Linked DNA regions of Mus musculus: region 1 is linked to region 2. The links are chromatin loops, found by intact Hi-C in ENCODE. Cell type or tissue: heart. All regions are shown on one strand.

Region 1 (8,000 bases), 84 kb before region 2:
AACTTTTTATTCTCTCTCTCTGTCAGATTTTCAAATAGAACCAAACTACAAGATAATGTTTTACATGTAAATCCATAGACACGGGTCATCGACTCCGTGAGCCTCGCTTCACTGCCTCCTTAGGATTTTTGGCCAAAGTAACTTAAAGCCTTGCCTTAAATGTGACAGCACTGCCAGCAGGTACCTGTGGCCACCTAAAGCTCCGCCGGGCTTCTTCTTCTGTGTGGTGGTCTTCCTGCCTTCACTATGCCCTCAGGCAGGATGGGCACTACCTGCGTTCTCCTCTCTACAGTGGCAAGTGTCTTAGAAAGAGCAGTTCTCCTGCTCCAGACAGGCCCAGCCTGGAGGGCCTGAGGGTAGCAGACCCTGGTGAGTCTCTATTATATTGCTCTTTCTTACTGGGTAAGTCTGAGCTCAGAGACCAGCTGCTCTGTTCCAAACCCGGTGAGGAGGCTGGTGAGGGCCACACTCAGGGCAGGCTGCCCAGGCCAAGTTGCTGAGCCACAGGGAGGTTCTGCAGATGTTGGTCTCCATAAAGCAGGCACTTGTGGCTGCCTGAAGCGCTAGGTGACCCCATTCTTCCTGATGCTGAAGAAGTCGTCACACATCCACTTCCTGGAATCCAGAAGCCTTTGTTTCCTCCTCAGACAGAGTGAGTATTGGAGGAGGGGGTGTGCGTATCCAAAATATATGATTATCTACAGTCAGGGCTTAAGGTACTGGATGATATTGTATAAACTGCTAAAATGCTTCTCGGCACAATTGGTAGCTTAAAAAAATAATTTCCTATGATTAAGGGCATTTTCCCACCACTGTCTTTCAGCAGGGAAGTCTCAGTGGGTACCAAGTTCATCTGAAGTTTCCAGCCTTTGTCCTCTGACTGGGTATGTACCATGTGAGTCATATACAAAAGTCCCTTCTCCAGTCCATGGAAGACCAGGCTTTCTTGTAGGCACCTGCTCCTTCTAGCATCCTGGCCCCCAGGGCCAGTATATAGAGATCACATTGAAGCCTTCTTCAAAGCTTCTAGCAGCCAGACTGCAGGCTTCCCCAGCCGTCAGGGTCCTGTGCCACTTGCTCTTTAGATGGTGGGCCAGTTTGGCCAATATTGAAAACAGATCCATGACCACAGGCACAGGCCAGCAGGTGGAGCCACACGTTTCTTGGCAATTCCTGGTTCGGTTTTCAAAGCCTGGAGTTTCGGTGGAACTGTCTTAAATAAATAAATCTTTTTTTTCCTAAATAATGTAAAAAATAAATGATATTTCCCTTTGGCAGTAAATAGCTGATTCGACCATTTGCCTGAATGTGTGTGTGTGTGTGTGTGTGTGTGTGTGTGTGTGTGTGTGTGTGTGTGTGTGTTCTGCTTTAAAAAAAGATCACAACTTTGTTTCATGGTACATCATTGATAATGCATATAATTTCTACTGCTTTAGTGAACCTTTTGCATATTTGTTTGGGGCAGGTTTGTCGACCTCACTTGTGGCCCAGGTATGCACCCAGAGTGATGCAGGCCCCGACCAGGGCCAGGCTGAGCAGGGTCTTCAGAGACAGCCAGGAGAAATCAAACAGAGGTCGCATGCTGGGGCCATATAGTTCCACAAAGGCATCCTGCAGAGGGAAAGAGAAAGAAGGACAAAGAAAGACTGTTAGCCACCAAGAGATATCATGGCCTCCCTACTAGCAGGGCAGAGGCACGGTACCCTGTGCCCCTGCATGCCAGGTAACTTCAGACCTCAGAGGGGAATGCAAACCTACTCTTTGGAGGCAATGACAAAAAGTGGACTAGAAGCTCTTATTGTACAAAGCACTTGTGAAACAGGGCTCACCCCAAGAGATATCATGGAAGGCAATGGATAGGAAAGTGTTCAGGATAAGTCAGTAAAGACAAGAAAATTGGCGGTTTTGCAATTTTTTTTTTTGCTTGCACAGCCATTCATAAATACAATAAAGCACAGTTCAGTCAATGTCTCTCACACATTTCCTTTTTATTGTGAGCTTGCTGTATCCTAGGGACTGTACTAGACACCTAACATACATTATCTTATTTTTCATACCGATCTTACAAAATCATTTTCGTTCTTCCTGTTTAGAAGATGGCAATCTCACCTGCCTGTTGTAATGGGCTGCCAGTCAAGTTACAGGGCAGTTGTGAGGGAGAAGAGCCAGGCATAACTGCCCAGATTACAGGCTGCAGTTTTGATGGAGAGAGCCAATCTAGCTCACTTGTAGGGATTCACTGAGTAGGGGGTTGTTAGGAGTTAAAGAATATGGGCAGGAAGTGGTAGAGCCAGGATTCGAACCCAGAAACGAGCCAATGCCCTTTACTTTGCTTTGTGCTCTCTGGCACTGGGATTCTGGCTGGGTGCCACCACACCTAGCTTTTCACACAATGCAGGGAATTAAAAGCATATCTTCATGCTTGCGAAGTAAGTCCTTGACCAGCCGAGCCATTTTCTCAGCCCTCACACTGTTTTGAGTTTGCCCTACTTTCTCTGTGTGCTTATTAATCTATTCCTTCTATATGGAACTGCCTCAGAGGATTCTGAAGAAGTCTTAAAGGGGAGGCTAAATGCACAACTGAAGGAGCTGCTCACGTTGCTAAATATCTATTCACATGGCTCTTCTTCGTGAATGCATAGTATCCTGTACCCGATCCTATAAACAACATTTTATGTTTCATGCAGAATTAAAGCAATATTAAGATATTCTTTTGTGTATAAGGTGTTTATCCATTCATATTTTAAAAGAATAAGTTCCCAGAAATCTACTGCCAATGCATCAACACCGTTAATACCAATAATTACCAATAATTATGGAGGGATTGTCCTGAACTGCCCTTGCCCCCTCGTGACAGCCTTCTGACCCAAAGCACTGTTTGCAAAGTGGCAATGGCTTAAGGCCCTGGTTCAGATGAAGGACCATCTTGTCCCCTAGGGATGTTTGAAAATATCTGGTCCTCATTATTTGAGGCGAATGAGTTATTGGCTTCAGTGGGTAGCTTCAGGAGTGTCACCATCCCATAAGGTATGAGTAGCTTCTACTAGGAAGGATGACTCAGATCCAGACACCAATGACACGGAGGCTGAGAAGGTCTACTTTACAGGACACCCTTAGACCAAGGGCCACAAAAGAACAAGCAGCCTAGGTGAACATCAATGATGTTGGCCACATTAGCAATGGACGGAGTTGCTGGCCCTAGGCAAACGTTGGGTAGCTCTGGTGGGGCTAGATTAACTTTTGCCAGGAGGGGGCGCAGATGATTTCTTTTTATGTATCTATTGTTGGGGGATGTCTAAAATTGAGTTCCAGAAAAGACAGCAAAGGGTACAAATGAAATATATGCACAGTTCTCTTCGTCACAGATGAGGTTCCACCTTGATGAGCTCTGAAGAAGTAGCCTTCCCTGTGCTTGAGGGAGGACCACCTGACAGGTAGAAGAAAGACAGCTGCCACATCCAGTGGTCTTCTCCCATCTTTTCCATATCCAAGAGTGCGTGAGCCCCTAAAGGCCCAGTCAAAGATACCCTAGTTTTTCAGGGCATCTTTGATCTCAAGCTTTCCACTGAGAGGGTCAGGCTGTTTCTTGAATTCCATCAGTTTTCTGTGGCAAAATCTAAAACAAATTAAGCCCTTGGTCATGTGACCTTCCTAGTCCTCCTGAGAAAGTGGCAGAAGCAGAGACAAGTCTGGGGGGTGGGGAGAGTAGTTTTTTTCTCCAGGTTGCTTAGTACATAGAGCTAGGGGACTGAAGAAATGTCTCCCCCAGACCCTTCCCTTCCTGGAGCTGGGTAGTCCCTTTATGCCTTCACCCTTTCTCACCAACAGTCTCAGACAGCATCCCAAGGGCCATTTACATTATTGTAAAGAAAAACAGCTTTCTGAGAGTCAGAGGAGCTAGATTAATACCTCCTGGCTGAAAGAGTGGGGTGTGTGAGTGAGGATTTGAAGCCCCAAGGGTCTTGAAAGACCTCTAAACTTGCTGAAGGATCTGCATGACCCCTCAGCTTTGAAATTTTTTTAGTTTGTGTCCTTAAACAAATTATCCAACCCTGAACCTTATTTACCCCCCTCCCCATGGTCGCACAATCGGTAGCTGTAAAGAGTAGCCTATGTTCCTTGCAGTCCCTCTGTTAGTGTGGTCCCGAAGGGAACAAACACAGTGATAGCAATGTGTCCTGTTGCCTGTCCTCCATCTTGCCCTTTGGTAGCTCTGCACAGATCCACCTGCCTGTGCCCTCCTCTGGTAATGCCCATTTGCTCCAGCTCCCTAGGGAGCCAGCTTTAGTTCTGAAGACGGAAGTGGGAGTAGCTATATCTGCTTGTCCTGTGTTGATGACTAGTCCATTGGTTTGCAGGACAGGGCAGTGGTGAATCATTTAATCCCTGCAGATTGCCCAAGGCCCCAAAGCCCTGTCCTCTGTAATTCCAAATCGCAAGGGAACCCTGCGAGCTCTGAACCGAACCTCTGAAGAGCCATTTCTAGAGAGAATCTTGCTTTCTCATACATCCCAGTAAGGGAGATCTCTGAAGTTATTTGAACATCCAGTCATTATTCGTTCAAGCATGAGATCCATTTGAAGTGCTTATTTGCTTATTTTATTATATATAAGTACACTGTAGCTGTCTTCAGACACACCAGAAGAAGGCAATAGATCTCATTACAGATGGTTGTGAGCCACCATGTGGTTGCTGAGATTTGAACTCAAGACCTCTGGAAGAGCAGTCAGTGCTCTTAACCGCTGAGCCATCTCTCCAGTCCTATTTGCTTATTTTATGTATTGAAAACAACAAAGGGGCTGGAGAGATGGCTCAGTGGTTGGGGCATATGCTGCTCTAGCAGAGGACCCAAGTTCAAGTCCCGTTACTTAAGTCAGGCAGCAAATAACTGCCTGCAAATCCAGCTCCTGGGAACTCATCCCCACCCTCCAGGAGGATTCTATTGTTTTCTGTGGCTTCTGGGATCTTCCTCCACAAGCTGTCCCCACTCTGCAGCGCTATGTCAGCTTCGCCCTGTCTTCTGCCCCCTTTCCCTAGTATACAGACATTCTGATTTTCTCACACTGTCTGGGTGGCACATGATCTACCCTACCTGCTTTCTTTTCCCTTCCAGACGCCACCAGTTCCTCTCTTTGGTTCTTGTTACCTTCCTTTTACTGTCATCTTGCTTATTTCCACCTATGCCTCTGAGGCCACCTCATGGCAGCCTCACCTGCTATGTGGCTAATTGCCAGCATGATTGTCAGGTAGCATTGCACAAAGGTCTTTGACCACTCAAATCATTCATGCTCCTCATTCTTTGGGGCTCCTCTTGCTTCCTGGAGAATTTCCTTGCTGTACCTTTCATGGGCACCTCTTCCTAAGATGGTCTAGATATGTCTGGCTTCTGCCCAGCTTACTGTCCCTCTTTGTCAATCTTCTTCCTGTTCCCATCTTAAATACCACGTCTGTGATGAAGTCTCTGAAGTCATTATATATTTCTCTATTCTCATCCAAGCTGTCAGCTTCTATTCCAGTTGCTTTCTTGTGTGTGTTATATGTGTATGTTCATCTAGGGTGTGCATGTATGTACACACACACACACACACACACACACACACACACACACACAACCATGTGAAAGCCAGAAGTTAACATTGGGTGTTTTCTTCAGTTGTTTTCTGCCTAATTTTTTCCTGGATAAGCATTGAGCTCCAGGAACTCTTTGTCTCTGCTTCCTCTGCTGGGATTACAGGCACTTGAGGTCATCCTAGGTTTTATGTGGATGCTAATGATTCAGGCCCTCTTGCATGTGGAGCTAGCACTGTGCTAACTGAGTCATCTCTTTAACCTCCACAGTTGCAGTCTACCATTGTTCCCTCCATGAAGTCGTTCCCTCTTCCTGCCATCATGGTGCACATGCCACATGTTAGCTTGGGTTTCCCCGTAACAAACTCAAAGCCAAAAACTGAGTGTAAGCAGTCTACCTGGGAGCTGAGCCCAGGACACTGTAACTGAGGAGGATGTAAGAGTAGGGAAAACGGCCAAGTTAGAAGCTCCTCTTCCAACAAGAAAGGCTCCATCCTTTTAGGGATTAACCCTGCTGGAGAGACCTAGGAACCAGTGTGGACCAGTGAGCTGGGAATTTGAGCCGTAGCTCCTTGGTGTGCAGAACATGCAGACTGTGCCTGCGTTACACAGGGGTCAGTACCATAGCACTTCCAACCCATTGCACATGGGTGAAGTGGGCTCTCAAGCAGAGATAGGCTTCATGTGGTGGGAGCTGGAGGTGAAGTTAGTTACCAATGCAGGGGAAAGGCCTGGGAGGGAGGGCTGATGGCCTCAACACTGATGGCCACCAACACAAACTTCTGTCTCCATCACTGCCTCTCATAAGTCTGTTGTGGCTTCCAATCCACGTCCTCTGCCTCCAGCCTTGGGCTCCACATTAAACAGTTGCTTCCTGTAGCCAGAATGAGCCATCTAGTTACAAACCCCTCACCTCCGTGCTGATTTTCTAAGATCAGATTCTTCACGTCCAGTGTCTAGGCTCTGGCCCAGGCCGCTGTTTCTCAGTTCCTTCTGCTTTTCAGCAAACACTTGCTCATTCAGAGACCCAGAAAAGACATTTTCAACACTAAGCTGAAGGAGTTCCTTGTCCCCTATGGCATAAATATCATCTATTTCCATGACTGTCTCATCCAACCATTAGCATTTGGGGCTGCGGGTTTTTATTTTATTTCTCTCTGGATCCCTGGTGGTCTGTCACCCACTAGCCATTTGACATACACACATTAGTGGAAGAAACTGATTTCTTTAATTATATAGCAAGACTTCCAAATCCAATCTAATGGGCATCTTTAAGAGAAAGAACATGTGAAGGCCAACTTGCTGGTCTTTGCAGTCACCTCCAGTTCCTTCCCATAGGAGGGGCTCAGCCAGCTCACAAGGGCACTGCACATCATCTACTCTCTGGTCAGCTTCTGTGCTGCATGGTTGCTAAGCATGATATCACTTCCTCCTTCATTCCCTGTGAACCTCTGCGAGGCAGGTATCCAGGGTAGCGTTTGACAACTTGCCCTCCATTGGGGACACCTGTAGTGTCTTACCCACACTGGAAAGACATACTTATAAGATTCTCTCTACAAATGCACAACAATCCAGGCCATTGAGGTCTTTGCTACATAAAACTAGGCTATTTCTGGACATTCAGGCAGACATATAGAAGCCTGGCGCTTCTGAATCTTAGGAGACATGCAAATCCAACATTGACTATTTGCTGATATTAAACTGTTGGGCTCAAGAGGATGCCAGTGAGAGAAGGGATAAAGATGACAGCAAGAACACAAGTCATCGATTGGTAGAGTCCGGAAGTGCTCCCTGAGGACAAGGAAGCCGTGATTGTTTTGACATCAGGTTTGGCTCTGAGCGGAAGCAGAAGCAGGCACTCACAAGGAAGTGGAGGCTTTTTTTCTACCTGAGTGAAGCATCTGGTGAGGAAGTGACTCCATTTCCTTCTTATCGTTTGGCTGAGCAGGATTTCCTCTGCAGCCACATGTGCTAACTGGGCCCTGAGGGTTCCCTCTGAAGAAAAGGCTAGCTTTGTCAGTGGCTTGCTTCCCTGTGACTTTGCTTCTTGAGCCTTCCCTATTCTCCCAAAATACTGAATTCAGGTCTGAGGGAAAAGGAAAGGAAAAAAACAGCGTGTGAACACCGAGCTGAAGTCCACACAGCTGCCTGGCCTCAGGCGGTAGAGGAACGCATTGGCGAGGCATGAGAAGTGCCACTCTTCTTCCTCAGAGTCGCCACTGCTCAGTCAATGCAACTCAATCTTGGAGAGGCTCTGGGCCTGGAAGGCAGGGCTCTTTGAAGCATAGGCCAAAGACATGCATACAAGGAAACCTAATCTAAGCATCATTTGGTTGTAACTTGAAACCTGCTGGACAAATGACAAGAGATGAAAAGCCCAAATACAAAAAACAATAAAACTGCCTGCAATGGGTTGGGCCAGAGAAGTTTGG
Region 2 (8,000 bases):
GTCTCTTATGTGACAAAGCTGCTGAAAGCCAAATGAGGCATTTAAAGGCAATTCTCTTAAGTGCCATAATGTATAGCAAACATTTAGACAACTATAAGAAAACAAAAGAGAATCCATTATCCCCTACACCCAAATGAATCCACACATAGGTACTACAAAGAAAAAGAGGTCCCAACAAGAGAACTGTGGGGAAGGTGGTCCAAAGGTAACCTCAAGAGAACACCAGACATCGGAGCTATGGTGAGATGCCTCTTGAGCTACCAGGTCAGTAAATCACAAAGCCTGACTGTGTCAAGAGCTGCAGAGGATGCTCACAGCCAGGTCCTCACACAGGCTGAGCTGAGAAAGCTCTGGCAGCTCCAAAGGTTTTGACGTCTTTACTTGAAGATTTGAGACTCTAATTACCTTCTATGTCTTTGAGAACTCAGCATGCCTACATGGAAATCCAATCAGAGAAGCTCACAGCAGTCAGTACTTACAAAACAAAATCCAGAACCCCCCTCTAAAGCCCTGTGACGATGAAACAGACAGACTGTGGTACACTCACAGGAAAAGACTGACATACATATGTTTGGAGGGCTATTACAAAACAATCACAATTTATTTCTCAGTTCCAGAAAGTGAGCATCCAAGAGTAAGGTGCTAGCAAATTCAGTGGTGGCTCAGCCTTCCTCATGATGCATCCACATAGTTAAAGGAGTGAGCTCTCCAAAATATCCTGTATAAATCCAATTCATAAAGAACCACCTACTCCTAATGCCATCACAGTGGAATTAGGACTCAGCCCATAAATTTGGGAGTAATACAAATATTCATTCCACAACAATATGGTGGCTAAAGGAACTAGATCACGTAATTTAGGTCATGTTTCAAAAATAATATTTCAAGTTATATTAAAAGTTGCAAAAATACTAACTAGTAAGAATATAACTGTGCATTTTAATGTCAGAATAATATGGGGTATAACTTACAATACAAAACTACATCAGACTTATAACATGACCACAAGAGCTGAATGGGTTCTTTCTGGGAGTACTGGGGCATGATATTGTCAGTGGCAGCAGAGGAGGCTTTCAAAGTTACAGTTCCTCTTCACATCATTTATAAGCAGTGGTTGAAACTTGGTGTGGTGGGTGGAATTACAACTGTAATTCGAGCTGTAGGTAGGTTGAAGCTGGAGGAATGTCATGAGTTTGAGGCCAGTCTGGACTCCTAGGTCAGACTGGGATACATAGAAAACCCAAAAGGAGAGAGAGAGAGAGAGAGAGAGAGAGAGAGAGAGAGAGAGAGAGAGAGAGATTGAGAGATGGAGAGATTTTTAATGGTGTATGGGTCTCAGCTGTCTGTAGTGTTTTGCATCTTATAAGTATACATTTTTGAAGGTTATGTTTAAGAGGTTGTATGTATATGATATTCACCTGGCCCACTCCTCCATCTTTCGGCATATGCGCCAGAGGACCCATAAGAGATTGCCCACAGCCATCTTAGTTTGGGTCCTGCTGGCACAGTGACAAAGTCACAGGTTAAGCACGTCTGAGACTGCTTGCACTGATGAGGGACACATGGCAGTATCACCATGAGCATCATTAGCAAAGGACTAGTGATGATGCAGACGGCCTGTGGCCTCCACAATGGGTTGTAGGTCACCATTTCCCTGCTCAAAGCTCACTTGTCACACCATCAGCACCACAACACTCACTGAGTCATTCCTTTAACACAAGGAACTGGCACTTGAGGGAAGCATGGTGGGGTGGGGGTGGGTGGAGGAGAGAAACCTCCTTCTTAGGAAAGGCAATGACATAATCCCATAAAAAGGGAAGCAACCAGCTGCTCGCGCCGGTCATCTGATGTCTTTTCAATGGGCCTGTAACTCACTTCGGAGAGGTTGTATCTCTATTTCACATCTGCTGAGGAGGAAGGAGAGGTCAGAGGAGGAGAGAGAGGAACACCATTCAGCCAGTGGAGTTAAGGACAGGCGTTCCCCTACAATGACATCTGACCCTATCTTGCCTGGGGTGGGTATCTTACTCCTCTTTCAGCTCTTATTATTTTTTTTGTTTAGACTTTTATTTATTTTGTATGTGCATTTATGAGGGTATGTCACATGGGCAAGGTGCTTGCAAAAGACAGGAGAAGGTGTCAGATCTCCTAGGAGTAGATATGCAGGTAGTTGCACATTATCTTACATGGATGCTGGAAACTATGCGTGCAGCAAATACTCTTAATTGCTGAGCTTCCTTGTTTTCAGGTGTGTGTGTGTGTGTGTGTGTGTGTGTGTGTGTGTGTGTGTGTGTGTGATTGGCTACCTTCAAATTTACTATGTAGCTGAGGGTGACCCTGAACTTCTGGTCTTCCTGTCTCTACTTTCCAAATGCTAGGATTAGAAGCATATAGTACACCAATAAATTTATTCATAGAATGTATAGATTGGGTCACTTAGTCCCCATAGAAGCATCCAGATGTAATTGTGGGTAAAATGCTCAGCTAGACTTTTTAAGCCAAGAGACCAGCAAAGCTATTCATAAAGTATGGACATATGCTTCATGCTAGCAGACACACACACACACACACACACACACACACACACACACACACACACACGTATATATATTTAACTCTGCCACAGAGAATTCACAGCTTTAGGAATGGCTACAGGTATACTACAGAATCCAGTTTTCCTAAGTTAAGACCCCCATGAGGTTCACATAAATGAATGTGAGAGTCACAAAAATTGGCAGCAGTGAATGATTTCTGTACATCCTATGACCCAATATTAATTCAAGATCAAATGGGAACTGAATCATAGCATTTTTGCAGTGTTCCTCTTTTGATCACACCACAGCTTCAGTTCTGAACTCCTGTGTTCTCAGCAGCAGGCATGCTGCAACACCATGCAATGTTAGAAGTACCTCAGCTTCAAGACCACTAGCTAAGAACACATTGTATACTCAATACTGTCTGCTTTTATAGAAATATTAATAGTTTAATTATGGAAAGCAAAGACTTTTAATATTTTTCTACCATTACTCCTCAGTATATTTTAGTTGTGTTATATTCAAGTGTTTGATTTGTAAATTGCTATTTGAATTGTTGATTGCATTTTTCAGAATAAATCAATCAGTAGAGGAGGAGGAAGAAGAAGAAGAAGAGGAGGAGGAGGAGGAGGAGGAGGAGGAGGAGGAGGAGGAGGAGGAATCCGCAGCAGCATACAGTGCACTCAGTTTACTGGTGAGTGAGGTCAGGGTCTTGTAAGGCCAGGCAAGCACAGCAGCCTCATCCCCAACCCAGCTCCCTGCATTGAACACTAGGGGGAGAGTCCTGGAGTCAGTGCAATCCTAGCCTCTGTTGTTGTGGGGAATTCCTTTTCCTTTTCTTTTAAAATCTGCAGCAGGAACTTCAGCATCTTCCATGTACACAGGGTGTATGTAAGTCTCACTCTCTGACTTGCCACTTTGCTCTTCAGTCCTCCATAAATACACAGATGCCCAGAAGTAGTGTTCATTAACCTGTTTAATCTCCATCAATGCCATCCCTCAGACCCCTAGCCTACCCTCTCTCCTGTTCCATCTTGGGTTGCCTATAGACTGTTCTAGAAGGAGGTCTAAGCCCCTGCCATCTTGAAGGAGAAGCCAGTAATGGGCTCCATCCCATTAGAGGAGTAAACATGCTGGCTGTGGGAGTGGTCTGGACCAGGAGCTTCTCCCCAAAGCAGTACCACATGCACATTTGAGGCTGCAAATAAGAAAGAATTTTCTGGCTGGAGGAACTGCTAAATAGCAGGGTGGGTAACCAAGGGAGGTCCCGGAATCTCCTCTCGAGATCTTTGAAACTAAGATACAATCTCCCATGTCTGCGATAATTTTTTGCAGTCCTGACTAGAGACAGATGGAGGAGGTGCCTCACAGAGACTCCTCCCTAGGCCTGTGATCTGCCTCTTGCCTTCAGTTTGGGCTAAGCTCCTGGGGAGTCGCTTCCCGGGGAAGCTCTGGGATGTAGAGCAGGCTTGTTTACATCAGCCTCTCTTCCTCACACCTCTTTCCTTGTTCTCAGATGGAAAGCTGGTCAAAGGTCAGGGTTGCCCAACTGCCCACACATAGTTTGGTAGTAGCATCAGACTCCGGCAAAACAGAGGGTTGATTCTAATGTCTGTGCATCTACCCCAAGCTCAGAACCTGGGTGAGAACAGAGACAATTAGCTTTTGCTAACAATCCATTCCAAATGAGAATATGATCCCGCTAATTGATTTTAAATAGATTTTTAAAAAGGATCCTTGGCCGTACTTCATCCTGAATACAACAGAGTTTCAAAAGTGTTCATTCCAGGGTTGGTTTCTTTCCCCCCTTTCTTCTGGCTTAAACCCCAAATGGCCAAGATCCCAGTCTGAATAAACAGTGTGGGTGGTGACTGTTCTGTGGGGCCCTGTAGAGGATGCAATCACTTTCCTTCTCTGCTCAGCATTAAATCATGTAAAAGTAGCTGGGGACTCCACCACCTCCTCACCAAGGAACCAAGGGGGCAGCTTAACGTGTATTCTTTGCCCAGGGAGGGATGGAGCAGGAAAGGATTTCTCCTAGCTGTGAGCATTTGATTATGCATAAAGTTCATTGACCTCACAGGCAGCTGTCAGATGATCTTGCTAAGGCCTGTGAATGGCATCCCAGGAATGCAGTGATGTGGGCAGAAACCCAGTGAGTTCATGCCACCAAGTGCTTTAAATGGGACAAATGAGTGGCTGACCAGAATGCCTCCAGTGGGAACAGAACCAGAGGATAATCAGTAATTCAATATCACCTAAGCATTGCTGGATCTTCAAAAGTGATCCCTGGAAATCAGAAACTCGGGACAACTCCCATAGGGTCCTGAGGGGGTTGGGAGGCATGGTAATGGGAGGCTGAGTGGGAAGCCAGTCTGCAGGGTTACTGCTGTAGCAGGCTGCAAATAAGGCACTTTCAGTATTCCCTCCCTTCTTAAAAGGTAATGCTTTCTGCCTTTCCTGCCACTGACACCAGAGGAAACCGAGGAAGCAATACATTCCTAAGGACGCTGTGGGGCTTGAAGGGGACAGTGGAGTCTCTGTTTATTTAGACAGTTTTGATATAATACAGCCCTACATGTGTATGCAGTAAGTATACCTACTTGTCAGTAAATGCCCTGAAATACTTTTTATGCAAAGTGGGCTGCTACATTCTCCTCTTTTTCATCCTATCTGGGGCAGCCTCTGCTCTACAGGCAACCGGGGTATGGAGTATGGGAAAGTGTTGGACCCAACTGGTCTCTGCTTCTGGGTAAAAGGAGACAGGGAGTTCCCATCAGTGCGGTCAGATGGTTAAGGGCTGGGGGGTCTCTGACTCTGGAGGAACTTGAACTACTTGGGCTTGGTGCTTCTTCAAACACTTCTGTTACCTTGTTGAGTATTTGATAGTTTCTTTCAGTAGCTTTCTCACCTAATGCACTCACTTTATCTATCAAAATATTATGCTTTGCATGGGTAAATACCTCACAGTCATATCTTAAGTCAAGACTGCATTGCATTAGCTCTGGTCCCTTTGGTACTATGAATATAAAGAATGAGCAGCTGGAATTTAGCCAACAATTTTGATATCCCACTGGAAGCAGAACAGAAGGAATCTTACTTATCTCACTTTTAAAGTAACCCGAAATTCTAAAGTCCTTTACCAAATAAACCACCTAAATTTGAATGTATGCTCTGTCTATATCCATGTCAACTTAGTGAAGTGTTCCAAAAGCACACGGTGGAGGCTGGGGATGGAGCTCAGTTGGCAGAGTGTTGCCTAGCATTCACAAACTCTTGGACTTGATACTCAGGATCAATTATATAAACTGAGTATGGTGTTATACACCTGCAATCCCAGAATTTCGGAGGCAGGAGGATCAGAGTTCATGGTCATCCTCAACTACAGAGTGAGTTGAGGTCAGCTTGGGAGATAGGTTTCCTGTCTCAAGAAATGAACTGAAGGAGGGAAAGCGTCAGGTAAACTCTGTGTTACGTGAAAACTAAAGAGAGATACATCCTCAAACAGGTTTTAGGTGAAAAGGCACATTCTAATCACAACAGCCTCAATCTGGACAGGGTTCCTTTCAGGTAGGAGGTGGTGACTGGACCCTTAAAGGGTGTCAACAGGCCAATAAGAATTTACTGACAGTTCATTTACAATTAGGCATGATGGAACTCTACAGAAGAGTCACACTACTGCATGGCTAGTAGTCTATAATTTTAGTCTTCTTTTTAAGCCTTCCACTGATGTCTGAGTGGCTCTCTTTCAAAGTCCTTTGAGATCTACAGCATTTATTTTTATTTTGTTGAGTGAACAGTCAGTAAAAAGGGAAAAGGAATTCTTTCTATCTGCAGCCTGAGCAAGAAAAGCCTTCCTTCAACTCTTCAAACATCTTTATAAGTATGATTATCCCCATAGTGACAGGAAGCTTGCTTCCTGATAAAGACATTTGCACACAAAGTAATATCTGAACTCACTTCCACCCTGTGACTACCACAATTTATAAAATTCCATGAGAGAAGTGACTTATATGTCTCATGAAGTTCCTATTGGGAAATTACTGGTAGCCACAGTTACCACAGTTATGGAAGTAATATCTGTGCAGAGCTCGATTCCTTCTCTTCATCGGGGCCTCACCATCTCTGAACTACCATAGCAACTTAGCTGTTTCTTGTTGATAATACATGCTACCTTCTGCCTTGTCAGATGGAGGTTGACTTGTCTATGTTAGACTGTAAGTCTTTGGGCCTCAGGGACAGCTCCACTCATCTTTACACTCCCCGGTGTCATTAACAGAATTGGTAACCAATAAAATGAATGAGTGAGTAAATTTTATGAGATCCTTGGATGTTTTCAGTTAAGGACCAGATAGGAAAATGTCTCAAGCCATATGGTCTCTATCATAATTATTCATCACTGCAGTTAGAGTGAGAAAAGAGACATAAACAAATGAGCATAATATGTTCCAATAAAGCTTTATTTACAAAAAACCAACTGGTGAGTCTTAGTGAAAGCACTGAGTACTATAATACCAGGAAAGATATGCCCACTGGTACAATAGTTGCAAGCCTGTTGGTAGATAGTGACAATCGCTCTCCAATTGATTGGGAGGCCTGGGGGTCACATCTGTTATTTAATGGTCAAATGTCCCTGGCTATGGAGGTTATGGTTCTATAGTGGGTAAGCTGTGTTGTTGTTTTTCTGTGGACAAGAGGATGTGCCCTTCAAATTGTCCTCTAAATCAGAGGTTCTCAACCTGTGGGTTACAACCACTTTGGGAGTCACATATCAGATATCCTGCATTTCCAATATTTACAATTCATAACAGTAGCAAAATTACAGTTATGAAGTATCACCAAAAATAATTTTGTGGTTGGGGGTGTGTTAAAGGGGTGCAGCATTAGGAAGGTTGAGAGCCACTGGGATAACCGTTTACTTTTATGAGTATGGCTTATAGTTTCTGTCAGCTTTGGTTAAGGAAAATTGTTTTTGCAGTGGGAAGCAGTAACATTAGAGACTCATAGCTTGTCAGAGTGCTGAGAATAAGTAACTGTTGACTACTAATCCATAAATAGGACATCTTTATCATTCCTTTCAAGATTCAGGGTACGTGAGAGCAGAGGGAGTGGTAGGAGATGAAGGAAGAAGTTGCTGTGGAATGTTGTCTCCTAGGTATGGCAAGGTCATTTCAACTTTGAACTCACACAGCTGTGATTACTTGTACACGGCCCTCTCAAGATTAGGCCCATCACCATCCTGTCATGAGGTAGGGAGGGATTCCCAAAGCCCCACCTCTCACTGAGCTCAACAGGCAATTAATATTTGCTGGCAGAGACATTTCCTGTCACGGCATAGGCACTGGTAAGGACTCATGCTCCTATGAACAGTTCTCACCCATGCTTTTGTGAGCAGCCCTGATTAAATGAACTAGATTACACACAAAAATAGATCAGTAGGAGTAGAGGGCCAAGGTAGAGCAATGG

The links. Hi-C counts contacts between places; a loop is a spot of excess contacts. Peaks named below come from ENCODE experiments on the same cell type or tissue, not always from the same donor. Only the 100,000 strongest peaks of a DNase experiment are listed, where the experiment ranks them.
Region 1: a loop joins it to region 2, with 2.8 times the contacts of the local background. A loop is called at or near these places in 7 of 42 quality-filtered maps.

What each region holds. Positions count from the first base shown.
Region 1 is chr1:106,541,788-106,549,787 of GRCm38, forward strand. It overlaps Bcl2 (B cell leukemia/lymphoma 2), which reads right to left. Exons shown (of 2, transcript NM_009741.5): 2 at 1-1,611. The coding sequence ends at 1,477. Mir3473f (microRNA 3473f) reads right to left here and starts at 4,844; the gene lies at 4,709-4,844. In heart, CTCF peaks have their summits at 1,141 (motif pointing right) and 3,242 (motif pointing right); DNase peaks (open chromatin) are centred at 3,214 and 7,384; H3K27ac peaks cover 457 bases.
Region 2 is chr1:106,625,619-106,633,618 of GRCm38, forward strand. The region is part of intron 1 of Bcl2 (B cell leukemia/lymphoma 2); the gene reads right to left. Among named protein-coding and RNA genes, the nearest start is that of Gm37053, 15 kb to the left of the region's middle. In heart, a CTCF peak has its summit at 3,312; DNase peaks (open chromatin) are centred at 1,843, 3,933, 4,403 and 4,653; H3K27ac peaks cover 2,915 bases.